3 separate regions of the Homo sapiens genome follow, and regions 1 and 2 are each linked to region 3. Evidence: chromatin contacts called from ENCODE Hi-C or POLR2A ChIA-PET data. All regions are on one chromosome and are shown on one strand. The core of a region is the stretch at or near the end of the contact, and the rest is flanking DNA. Distances in the headings are between cores, read along the strand shown. Region 1 overlaps PPP2R5C (protein phosphatase 2 regulatory subunit B'gamma). Region 2 holds the start of ANKRD9 (ankyrin repeat domain 9). Region 3 holds the start of WDR20 (WD repeat domain 20).

Region 1 (3,418 bases), core at 141-2,640, 350 kb before region 3:
GACATTTGGGCTGTTTCTTAGCTGGTATGAGTAACAGTGCTGCTGTGAACATTTGCATAGAAGTCTGTGCGAGCAGATATTTCATTTCTCTTGAGTAGATACCTAGGAGTGGAATTCCTGGCTTGTGTGGTAAATTTATGTTTAGCTTGTTAAGAAACTGTTGGCTGGGCACCGTGGCTCACGCCTGTAATCCCAGCACTTCGGGAGGCCGAGGCGGGCGGATCATGAGGTCAGGAGATCAAGGCCATCCTGGCTAACACGGTGAAACTCCATCTTTACTAAAAATACAAAAAATCAGCTGAGCATGGTGGCACTCGCTTGTAGCCCCAGCTACTCGGGAGGCTGAGGCAGGAGAATTGCTTGAACCTGGGAAGTGGAGGTTGCAGTGAGCCGAGATCACACCACTGCACTCCAGCCTGGGCAACAGAGCAAGACTCCGTCTCAAAAAAAGAAAAAAGAAAAGAAAAGAAAAAGAAACTGCCAAACTGTTTTCCAAAGTGGTTGTACTGTTTTACATTTCCACCAACAATGTATGAGGGCTCTGATGTGGCCACATTCTTGCCAATATCTATTATTGTCTTTTCGATTATAGCTTAATTCTTGTGGGTGTGTAATGGTGTCTCACTGTGGTTTCCATTGGCCTTTCCCCAATGACTGGAAATTTTAAGCATCTTTTCATATGCCTGTTAGCCATTTGTCTCTCTTCTTTGATGAGATGTCTTTTTTTAAGTTGGTTGTCTTCTTCTTGTTGAATTGTAACAGTATGTTTTCCCAGATATGAGTCCTTTATTTTAACAGAAAATAAAATACAGTAAAAATAAATTATTACAGAAGTGAAGTACAAAATACACTGTGTATAAAATAGTGTTTTTATTATTATAGTCAGTAGACATAAGATTACCCTGTTAAGTTGATACGAAAGTTTTGAAACGCTTATTCTCAATTTTTGTTATTCGTTGTAAATCTTCAGATTTGTCTATATGTGTCAAACCCTTCTTTTGAGCTTTTAATTTCAGGGTTTTTTTTTTCATTTATGAAAGTTCTGTTTGGTTCTTTTTTCAGTCTGCAGTGCCATTTTAAAATATTTTCCTATTCTCTTGAACATACCATCAAAACTTGTATGGTATACAAGTTTAGTATAGTATACTAAATAAGTATAGTAAACGCAGCTGTTTTATAGCCTGCGTCAGGTCACACTAGTATCTGAGGTGTTTGACACATTTTGTTCATGATGTCTTATTTCCTTGTGTACCTGATTTTTTTTATTGTATATTGGTCATTGTATTCAGATATGTGAAATAAATTGAAACCTAGAATCAAAGTGTCTTCTTCAATAGGGATTTGTTTTTGCTCTGCCAGACACCTGGAGGCACTGCCAATCTGGGAGTGCCTTAAACCACAACACTGGTTTGTTAAATCAACCGACCCAGTTGTTCTGCAATATATCCCACTTACCCCACTGCGGTTCCTGTAAATGGAAACCTTTTTTGGCTGAAATACATCAGAGGCAACGCTTTATAACTTAGGAGATAGTGACATTATTGTGAGAGATGCATAGCCTCTGGTTGCCTATCATCAGAAGTGATGCTAAATTTTCAGTTTTACTAGTGAATTCAGTTGATGACAGATTGATATCTCTATTGAACAATTACATATTTCCCTTTACAATTCAAAAAGTACTAGTAATAGTCTGCAGTGTATATTTTGGCATCCTACCAATGTGTATTCCCTGTCAACCATGTGCTAATGTCTTGAACAACAGTTGATAATCCTTGCCTGAGTCAGTAGTTTCAGTTTCACTAGCGAATTCAACATTTACTCTAACGTTCTTCTGAAAGCAGTGATTTTTCTTACCAACCAGAGATACTTGGTTATCTTGAAATGGAGCTCCTACTGAAAAAGAAGGATAAGCTTAATTCTTTGTCTTTTATTACCAGTTCCCTCTAATGGTGACAGCTGAAGCTTTTTTCTAGCTTTCTCTTTGTTTTAATATCATTGTGGACTAATATATTGTTGATTTCAGTGTGTTTTCATGTACCAAAAGCATTAGTCTTTCTGGTGTTCAGATGGCATAATTGCAATCATTAAGTGCCCTTTAGGGTAGCTCGTGTGTTTTTTTGTTTGTTTTTGTTTTTTTACATAGCCTCATTTATTTTTGATTCCTTGATTTCTGACACAGTGAGACATCCCTTGGGCTCATTTAATACCTTCTCTTCCCCAGACTTCAAATCAGCCATTTTTCTTTTCTTTTTTTTTTTTTTGAGACAGTCTCATGGTCTCATCCATGCTGGAGTGCAGTGGTGCAATCTTGGCTCCCTGCAGCCTCCGCCTCCCACATTCAAATGATTCTCCTGCCTCAGCCTCCCAAGTAGCTAGGATTACAGGCGTGTGCCACCATGCCCAGCTAATTTTTATATTTTTTGTAAATATGGGGTTTCACTATGTTGGCCAGGCTGGTCTCAAACTCCTGACCTCAAGTGATCCACCCACCTCGGCCTCCCAAAGTGCTGAGATTACAGGCATGAGCCACCACACCTGGCCAAATCAGCTATTTTTCAAAGAGCCCTGGTTCCTTTCAGTAGTAAATATATTAGCAACCAAAATCTGGGTCAGAGGGATGTTTATTGCTACTGGTCTGACATTACTTTTAAATGCTTTCAATGGAGGGAGCGAGGATATAAATTTTCTGAATCGTACATTCATATTGATATTTTAAATTTAATTTTAACATTATAGTGTTTTTGAAGCAGGATATTTCCCTGACCACTTCACGGGCAGGAACTGGACTGCGTGGGTGTGGGAACTAGCTGGCCCCTTCAGCGCCAGCAAGGGCGATCTCCACTTACTCGCTGCTCCACCCCTCGTGGGAGGGGAAGTGCAGGTGAGCTGGTGCAGGAGCACTTTTGGGCACCAGCAGGAGCAAACCCCATACCAGCCCCATGGCAGCGTCTTCAGGGGTCCCTGTGATCCCTGAAGCCCCAGAGAAAGTGTTGCAGTACTCTTTTAGCTCTGCCATCCATGGATGACTTAAGTGTTAACAGCTCAGTGGAGGGTCAGTGGGACAACCTTTTACACCCATACTCATGGCACCCAAGTTGTTGTCCAGCATCCAGGAGGAATGAGGTTGCATGAAGGAATTGAAGATGGTAAATGCAGGGGATTTTATTGCCAATGAAAGTGGCTCTCAGTGGGAAGGGAAGCTAAAAAGGAGACAGAGTGGGAAGGTAATCTTCCCCTGAAGTCTGGCTGTCTCCAGCCAGATTCTTCTCTGAAGTTACGCCATCAAGTTGTCCCTCTGAAGTCAAGCCACTTCTTTCCAACATCCAACTCTAGTCTCCTATGTCCAGTTGCTTCTCTTCTCTCTACCAGCTGAGCCTGGGGTTTTTATGGGCACAGGATGGAGGCACGGGGCAAGCCA
Region 2 (3,581 bases), core at 1,032-3,531, 370 kb after region 3:
ATGCGGCGCAGAATGCCCACGCGGTTGTAGCGCACTGCCAGCGCCACGTGCGGCCCGGGAGCCGCGCAGCAGCGGAAGCCGGCACTGGGCGGTGCGAGCGCGCGCCGCGGGAACGTGGCCAGCAGGTAATGCGCGTACGCTTGGTGGTCGTGCACGAGCGCGTAGAGCAGCGCCTCAGAGGGCGAGTAGGCGGCGGCGCGCCCGCGCTCGTCCCAGTGGAAGGCCTCGCTGGCGCGCATATCCTCCAGCAGCCACACGGGTAGCAGGTCGCGCACCGCCTGGTAGAAGGCGAACGACGACTTGCGGCACTGCTTCTGCGCTCGCGAGCGCGCCGCGCCCGAGGCCTCGGGCCCGCCGTCCGCGCCACCCCCAGGCCGCCGCGCGTCCCACGGCATGCTGGCGGCGGGGCGTTCCTGGGCCTCAAGGCATGGATCCCGCGAAGGCACACCTGCGGGGAAAGGAAGAGGCCACGGTGAGGCGCGGGGAAACTGGGGAGGCCCGGGGACTCCCCTCTGCCCCTCACACAGCCCCTCCGGTCCTGGCCCACCAGGCCTGTACCTACCTCCAGCCTCGGCCAGGCCCTTCCAGTCACCCTACAGCTCCATCTCTCCGACGCCCAGAACCACCGCCTCCATCCTTGATCTAGCTGTACCTGTTCTCCCTCCTTGAAACTGACTTGCTCTCTGGCACCTCTGCTGGAAATGCCCTTGCTGCCCATGCCCTCAAATCTCCCCTCCCCTCTCCAACCCAGGGACCCACTGGAAGAGCTTCTGTTCCCACCTAAGCCAGGTTCATACGACCCCAAATAAAGAAAAGGCCAGGGAGGGGATGAGAAAGCTTGGGCCCACATCTCAAGCTGAGGCAAATCCACTCTCCAGCCCAAGCGCAACCCTGACCCTGATCTCCGACCCCAGACCACTTGGAGGCCCCTGGAGCCTCTTCCTGGGCTGTTCAGAGGCATGATCCAGACTCAGACCTACCTGGTTCCTGCACCGCGATCACCTAGTTCCGGGGATGTGGGTATATCACAGTCCCTGGCCGAGCCTCAGCTTTATCTGTAAGAAAGGGGAGGGGTGGACGACGGCTGTGCGGGCGGGGTGAGCCTGGGGCGTGGCACCAGCCCTCTATCCAAACATGTTTGCTTACACGTTAGCTCCTGGGAGGAGATAGGAGGGTGAAAACAACCTGGAGACCGGTGTGCACCGCACTGCACAGTCTGCCATCCTCTTCAGGTCCCATACCTCTCTTGATCTCCCCGACTACTAGATGAAGCGGGTACTGCCATCCCACTTTCCAGCAGGGCACAAGCTTCTCCAATTCTCCAAGGTCAGCAAGCCACGGCAGAGCCAGGCCTAGAACTCAGGTCCCCTGCGTCTCAGTTTGGGCTCATTCCAGAATTGGTGGGGACCCCCAACCCACAGGCAATCGAGCTTAGGCCCTGACCCTGCCCTCTGAGTCCCCAGCCCCGACCTGAGCCTAGGCGTCTGACCTCTGGCTCCGTCCCAACCTCCCTACTGCCTTCTTTCAAGGGTAAGCCCTTGGTCACAAGGGGCCTGGGACAGAAGGCAGGCCGCGTCCACACACACTGACTGGGTCACTATCACTGGCAGTAACTGAGTTAAAGAGAGCGGCGCGGTGCGGGTAGGCTGTGGCCCGTGGGCAACACCGTGACTGGAGCCCCTTCCCCAAGCCTGGGCCTCCGGGCCCCAGATATGCCCTGTGCCGGCACGCGTGGGGCGCCGGGCGGGTTACGTAAAGTTCGGCCTCCCCACGTCACCGGGCAGAGTCACGGCCGCGGCTCGTGAATAAGGGGGTTGGGCCATCGAAGGCAGCGCCGCGCCCGGGGCCACCCGCCACCTCCTACCCGTCCCCTCCCGGCCTGCACGGCCAGACGTCGGGCGGCGGAGGGTCGCGGGGCCGAGCGGGGCGTCCGCGCGCAGGTGGCCGGCGCAGCGAGGGCTGCACCTGCGTGCGCGTGTGCCGGAGGAGGAGGGGGCGGCGGCCGCGGGCGCGGCGCGGGGGACGGGGACTCACCATGGGGGGCGCGGGGGCCACAGGCCGGGCGTCCCCGCCCCTGCCGCGGACCGGAGCGCGCGCTGTCCCCCGCGGGCGAGCGGGCAAAGGTCCCACGACGGACGCACGGGAGGGAGCCACCGCCGCCCGCGCCCGCCGCAGCCGCGCTCTGAGCCGCCGCGGCCGGATCGCAGGGCGGCGGTGCCGTCGCCGGCGGCGGGCGGCGGGCGGCGGGCGGCGGGCGGCGCAGTGCGGCCCCGGCCAGGCAGGACAGCGGGACCGTCCGCCGCCGCCATTGGCCCGCGCCGCCGGCCCCCGCCACCACCCATTGGCCGCCGCGCTGCACCATTGTTACGTCACTGGCCGGCGGGCGGGGCGCACCGCTGGACCCGCGGAAAACTTCGGAGAAACTTGAGGGAGCGCCGGCGGGGAGAACGGAGAGGAGGGGCGGGGCCGTGGCGAAAGGGGCGGGGCGTTGATGGGCGGGGGCGGGGCTCCCGGAACCCGAGCTGCGGGCGAAGAAAGGCTCCGAGCTCCGAGCTGCCCTAGCCCGGGAGGGCGCCGCTGCTCTGCGAACTCGGGCGCGCGCGTAGGTGGCCCGCCCTCCGCCGTGCGTGACTTTCCTCGTCGCGTCCAGCTCCCCTTTTCTTTGACCTTACGTGACCTTGGGAAAAACCTCCAGGCTGCTACCCCATCTGCACATGGGAGGGCCGGGGGTAGGAGCCGCGACCCCTAAGGGCTCCACCGCCTTCTGCCCGGCCAGGGTCGTGCCTGGCGCGCCCCCGCTCCAGCTGACCCGCGCAAGGGAGGGAGGGGCGGACGGATGGGGACAGCTGTTTAGGAGCGCGCACTGCGCCCATCTCGGCCTCAACACTCATGTTTCCACTTCGTTTCACGACCACCAGCCACAGTGGACACGATGATCCCCAGTTCACCCGCCAGCAAATCAGGGCTCAGAGAGGTGGCCTCAAAGAGAGGAGCGGCCAGGAGGGAAGCCGGGGGTTTGCCCTGCGGTTCTTCCCACATCTGGGCGGGATAGATTCGATTGGGCCTCGGCCACCCCCACCGTCTCCGTCGGGGGTTCCAAGGTTTGGGGTCATGACCTAGGGGGCTTAGGAGCCTGGGTCCATCTCAACTAATTTATGGCCTCACTCGCCCCCAGCGGCTGGGAATTCTAGGCCCATTTTACAGATGTGGACGCAGATCTGGAGAGGGGCAATGACTGCTCAACCCCCCACCCATCCTCCCAGACACGACCTTCCACCTGGAATCCCCCCACACACGTTCTCAGAGGCCAGGCAGCCGGGGTCTCATGGTGAAATCCCCACATTCCATGCAGGGGCTCTTTCTGGTTCCTTCCCTAGAATGCTGTCCCTGCCCTTCCAGTACTATCTCACCAGGGAGACCCTCCCACTCCCCCACTCCGCTCCAACCAAGCAAGGCCTCTGCCTCGCCCCGGTGGGAGGGGCCTCGTCCAGAGGGCACGCCCCTGCACACACAATCAGCCCTGTCCTGGCTTCTCTGTGTGCCCCAGCCAGTCAGTCTGGGTGGAAGTCTTACCTGGGCCC
Region 3 (3,471 bases), core at 362-2,861:
TGATTCAAGATGCCACTATCCTTCAAGTTGATTATTGTAAAATACGTGTTTTCAATGTAAAATAACACAGTTATGGAGTTTGGGATATAGCCATGGTAACGACAGAACATACCCTGGTGTTTTAAGATTAGGGAAAGTCGGATAACATCAAAACAATTCTAAGAAAAAATTTTAAGTATTTTTCAGGCTCTATTAATTAAGAAGTACTTCAGTGCTTTTTTTTCTTTTTTTTTTCCAACACTACAAAGGCTAAAGATGTTATTATCAAATGTATTACTACATCATTGGCACAGTTTCTATTGGTATCTACTTGCTTTTTAATACGGAAGATGTTTATGATTTACACTCCTCCTACTTTAGAAATTCTCTCCATTCACTTCTTTTGTGCCCCTCCAGATATAATCTGAACTTCCAGGAATAGATCATTCTTGGTGTTACAAATGTTGGCTTCCCCCCTCCCTGGAATTCTATTAGAATGTTTCTGTCACTTTAGAAGCTTTCTTATTCTGGTGTAACATGCCAAGAAACCCAGGTATAAAATAGTGATTGTTGAATCTTACTTTGACACGTGTGCCCGTCCTTATAAATCTAGACCCTGTACATTACATGCATACAACTATCCCTATGGATCTACTAGTAAATAATCTCACAGACTCCACCTGAGGCTTCTGGAAAAAAAAACAATTACCTTAAATTTTATTAAGAGCTCTTCGTAACCTACTGAGCAAGATCAGTGAATCCTAAAAAGATTCAGTCCCCGGTTCCCAAAGCGCTTCCCCGCCCCGTGTTTCTGAACAGCTGGAGAGGACAAACCTCCGCTAAGAAGCGGAGGCCGCCAGTGCTCATCACACGCAGGAATTAGGATATCTGGCTTGAGAACACCTATGCTGTACCACATTCTTCTCTCCCCCTACCCCGCCTGAAATAAAACATAGTGAAGCGTAAATCTTGAGTCCCTTGGTACCTTCTCAGAAACGGCGGCGAGGAGGCTTCAGAGGGGCTTCCTGGGCGGGGATCCAGACGGTCGCGCGGGTATTCAGCACTCTGGGCGGGACAGTCCCTGTCCCGAAGGGAGGGCCCAGGAGGGGTGGAGCCGTCCCCGCCCGAACACGGGGGCATCCGCGCTCCCCGTAGGGTACCCCGCGTGCTGGCTCCGAAGCGGTGGCCGTCGGGGTGGCGCTCTTCCTCCGCTCTTTGGGGTCCCGGCGCCCCTCAGGGCAGGGCGGGAGACCGCTGAGGAGGCACCCTCAAGTTCACCTCAGGCTCATGACACCAGCCCCGCCGCGGTTCCCCCTGACCGGCTTTCCGCTGGCCCTGGCGGCTGCGGAACGGTCAACTAGACCCCACTAGCTGAAGCCGGCATCACCTGGGAAGCAGCCATGCCGCCCGGAGGCCACACCCGGGGGAGGAGCCTGCGGACGCCCAGTCGGGTGGAGCACGCCAGGTGAGCACGCCTGCGCAGTCGGGCCGTAAACAAGCCCACCCCTTCCCTTTGGCCCGCCCTCGCAGGGCTGGCCCGCGGGTGGGAGGGGCGAGAAGGAAGAGGCAGGGGGTGGGGGAAGAGGGAGCACCAGGAACAGCGCCTGCGCGGTGGGCGTGATCCGGGCACTTAGGGCAGGATGAACGCTGCTTTCCAAGATGGCGACGGAGGGAGGAGGGAAGGAGATGAACGAGATTAAGACCCAATTCACCACCCGGGAAGGTCTGTACAAGCTGCTGCCGCACTCGGAGTACAGCCGGCCCAACCGGGTGCCCTTCAACTCGCAGGGATCCAACCCTGTCCGCGTCTCCTTCGTAAACCTCAACGACCAGTCTGGCAACGGCGACCGCCTCTGCTTCAATGTGGGCCGGGAGCTGTACTTCTATATCTACAAGGGGGTCCGCAAGGTACCGACCCGGGCGTCACCGGAGCCAGCCAGCGGCGTAGGCAGAGGCCGGGAGCAGGGCGGTGACAGTGGGGCCAGGGTGACCGAGAGGGGTGGCCGTCGCTCTTACTTTTGAGTGGGCCGGTAACTCCACTGGGGTACTCCTGAGGAGAGGGGATTCAGGAGTAAGGAGGGTGGTGGCGGTGGCGTTTCGAAGGGGTGGGGGCAGTGGAAAGGGACCGTGGGGCGCGGGGGTTCTGGCTGGGAGGCTCCCGGGGGAGCCGGCTGCGTCCCCTCCAGCCTGGTCCATCAGGCTCTGACATGGCCAGGGAGCGGGCCTGCGAGTCCCCGGAAGAGGTGAGGTGGCCGTCTTGTCTGCTTCGATTGCCTCGCCTCCCTGGAGGGTTGGAAGTCTCGCCCTGGGTTAGAGAACAGGGACGCAAGACGGCTTAACAAGATCTCTGTAAGGCGGAACCGGGGCCGGGAAGCGGAGCATTGAGACTAGGTCAGAAAGAACCTGCTCGGCACGCAGGGCTACTCCACCTGCTGCCGCACTGACACTTCCTAGGAGCCTCTCCTGGTGTTAACATTTCTATTTCCAAAAACATCCGCGGGAGGACGGCTGTCACTGTCTCCGCCGTGGGGACCTTCTGAAAGATTGTTAAGGAGAGTCATCTTGTCCCTTGTAGTATGCGAAGGGCTGAGTACTACAGTTGAAATGATGTTTCCAGTGAACTAAGCTGGTTCAGAGGGGTTGTGTGAGAGTGCCCAGATTAATCTTGTCCAACAAGTCAGACTGTGTCCCAAACAGGGAGTGATATGCTTTAAAAGCTGCTTTAAAGGGACCATCCTTCTTGGCGGGCGAGTTACCGGTAATTCTGTGAAACATGTAAGCATCCTTTAAAAGTATCTCTTTAAAAGCAGCCATTTATTAGAGTTTTTCTTTCATTGGCTATGTAACTATGTTTTCACTGAGAATTGCTTATTTTTGAGATTGTAGTCTTTGACTTGATGTCATGGAAGAGTGAGGAAATTAATGCATCCCACAGCACCTCCAAATAGGACAAGGTGATAAAAGATTAAGTCGTAAATGCATGTTAGCATGAAAATAAATTGTTCATATTGAAGAGTGAACATTCTTCAGGATTTAATATAGCCAGATCCAGTACAGGATTTTCGCTTGTTACAAGAGCTAGGGAAATGACAGTGGTATCTAAATGTAGCAAAGTTGTTTCTTTGATTCAGGGTGAATCTTTTTTTCTTAGTCTTTATGATAATAAGTGTACCACTGTATTTAGGGTATGCTGTTGGAAGTTATTAAGGGTAAATCGCTTGACCTTTTTTTTTTCCTCGTTTGGAATTGCAAAAGCTCGAAGTAGTCTTCAGTCTAGGGGCTGAAGTTTTACTCCTACTCCCAACTTTGTCACTGACTTGTTTGGGTGACCTTGGATAAGTTATTTAACTTCTATTTGCACCTCTTTAAAAAGGGAATGTTACAGTGCACGTTGTAATTAATAATATAATAATCATAATGAACTTTAAGGCCCTGAAACACTCAGTAGATGTAAAATATAGTTAAATACTGACTGTCAAATAAGAAGCTGCT

What was found. A loop is a pair of places that touch in the nucleus more often than their neighbours do. ChIA-PET counts read pairs that join two places held with the same protein, here RNA polymerase II (POLR2A). Pooled maps may share reads with other maps.
Region 1: a map of naive thymus-derived CD4-positive, alpha-beta T cell shows a loop between it and region 3 (14-fold over the local background). The contact joins the enhancer-like site here to the promoter of WDR20 in region 3. A Hi-C loop is called at or near these places in 1 of 168 maps with a recorded cell type or tissue (naive thymus-derived CD4-positive, alpha-beta T cell) and 1 of 50 pooled maps. POLR2A ChIA-PET finds 5 or more read pairs at or near these places in 4 of 52 experiments (AG04450, Caco-2, GM12878 and 1 more).
Region 2: a loop to region 3 is called in a map of CD4-positive, alpha-beta T cell, with 6 times the contacts of the local background. The contact joins the promoter of ANKRD9 here to the promoter of WDR20 in region 3. A Hi-C loop is called at or near these places in 2 of 168 maps with a recorded cell type or tissue (CD4-positive, alpha-beta T cell and naive thymus-derived CD4-positive, alpha-beta T cell), 2 of 37 single-sample maps with no recorded cell type and 10 of 50 pooled maps. POLR2A ChIA-PET finds 5 or more read pairs at or near these places in 2 of 52 experiments (PC-9 and activated B cell).

The regions. Positions count from the first base shown.
Region 1 is chr14:101,790,637-101,794,054 of GRCh38, forward strand. The region is part of intron 3 of PPP2R5C (protein phosphatase 2 regulatory subunit B'gamma); the gene reads left to right. Among named protein-coding and RNA genes, the nearest start is that of PPP2R5C, 31 kb to the left of the region's middle. Within about 2 kb of position 1,391, at least 6 of the 41 ENCODE cell types and tissues checked have a DNase peak (open chromatin) inside an H3K27ac peak, as active enhancers do.
Region 2 is chr14:102,507,495-102,511,075 of GRCh38, forward strand. It overlaps ANKRD9 (ankyrin repeat domain 9), which reads right to left and starts at 2,282. Exons shown (of 4, transcript NM_152326.4): 1 at 2,035-2,282; 2 at 1,147-1,352; 3 at 981-1,055; 4 at 1-448. The coding sequence starts at 395. LOC105370679 (a long non-coding RNA gene) reads left to right here and starts at 2,549. Exons shown (of 4, transcript XR_007064352.1): 1 at 2,549-3,581. RefSeq lists silencers at 1,070-1,231, 2,226-2,665, 2,826-2,875 and enhancers at 2,356-2,999, 3,000-3,581.
Region 3 is chr14:102,138,286-102,141,756 of GRCh38, forward strand. It overlaps WDR20 (WD repeat domain 20), which reads left to right and starts at 1,612. Exons shown (of 3, transcript NM_144574.4): 1 at 1,612-1,887. The coding sequence starts at 1,639. It also overlaps a transcript of HSP90AA1 not described here. RefSeq lists a silencer at 852-1,047 and enhancers at 1,648-1,697, 1,708-1,867.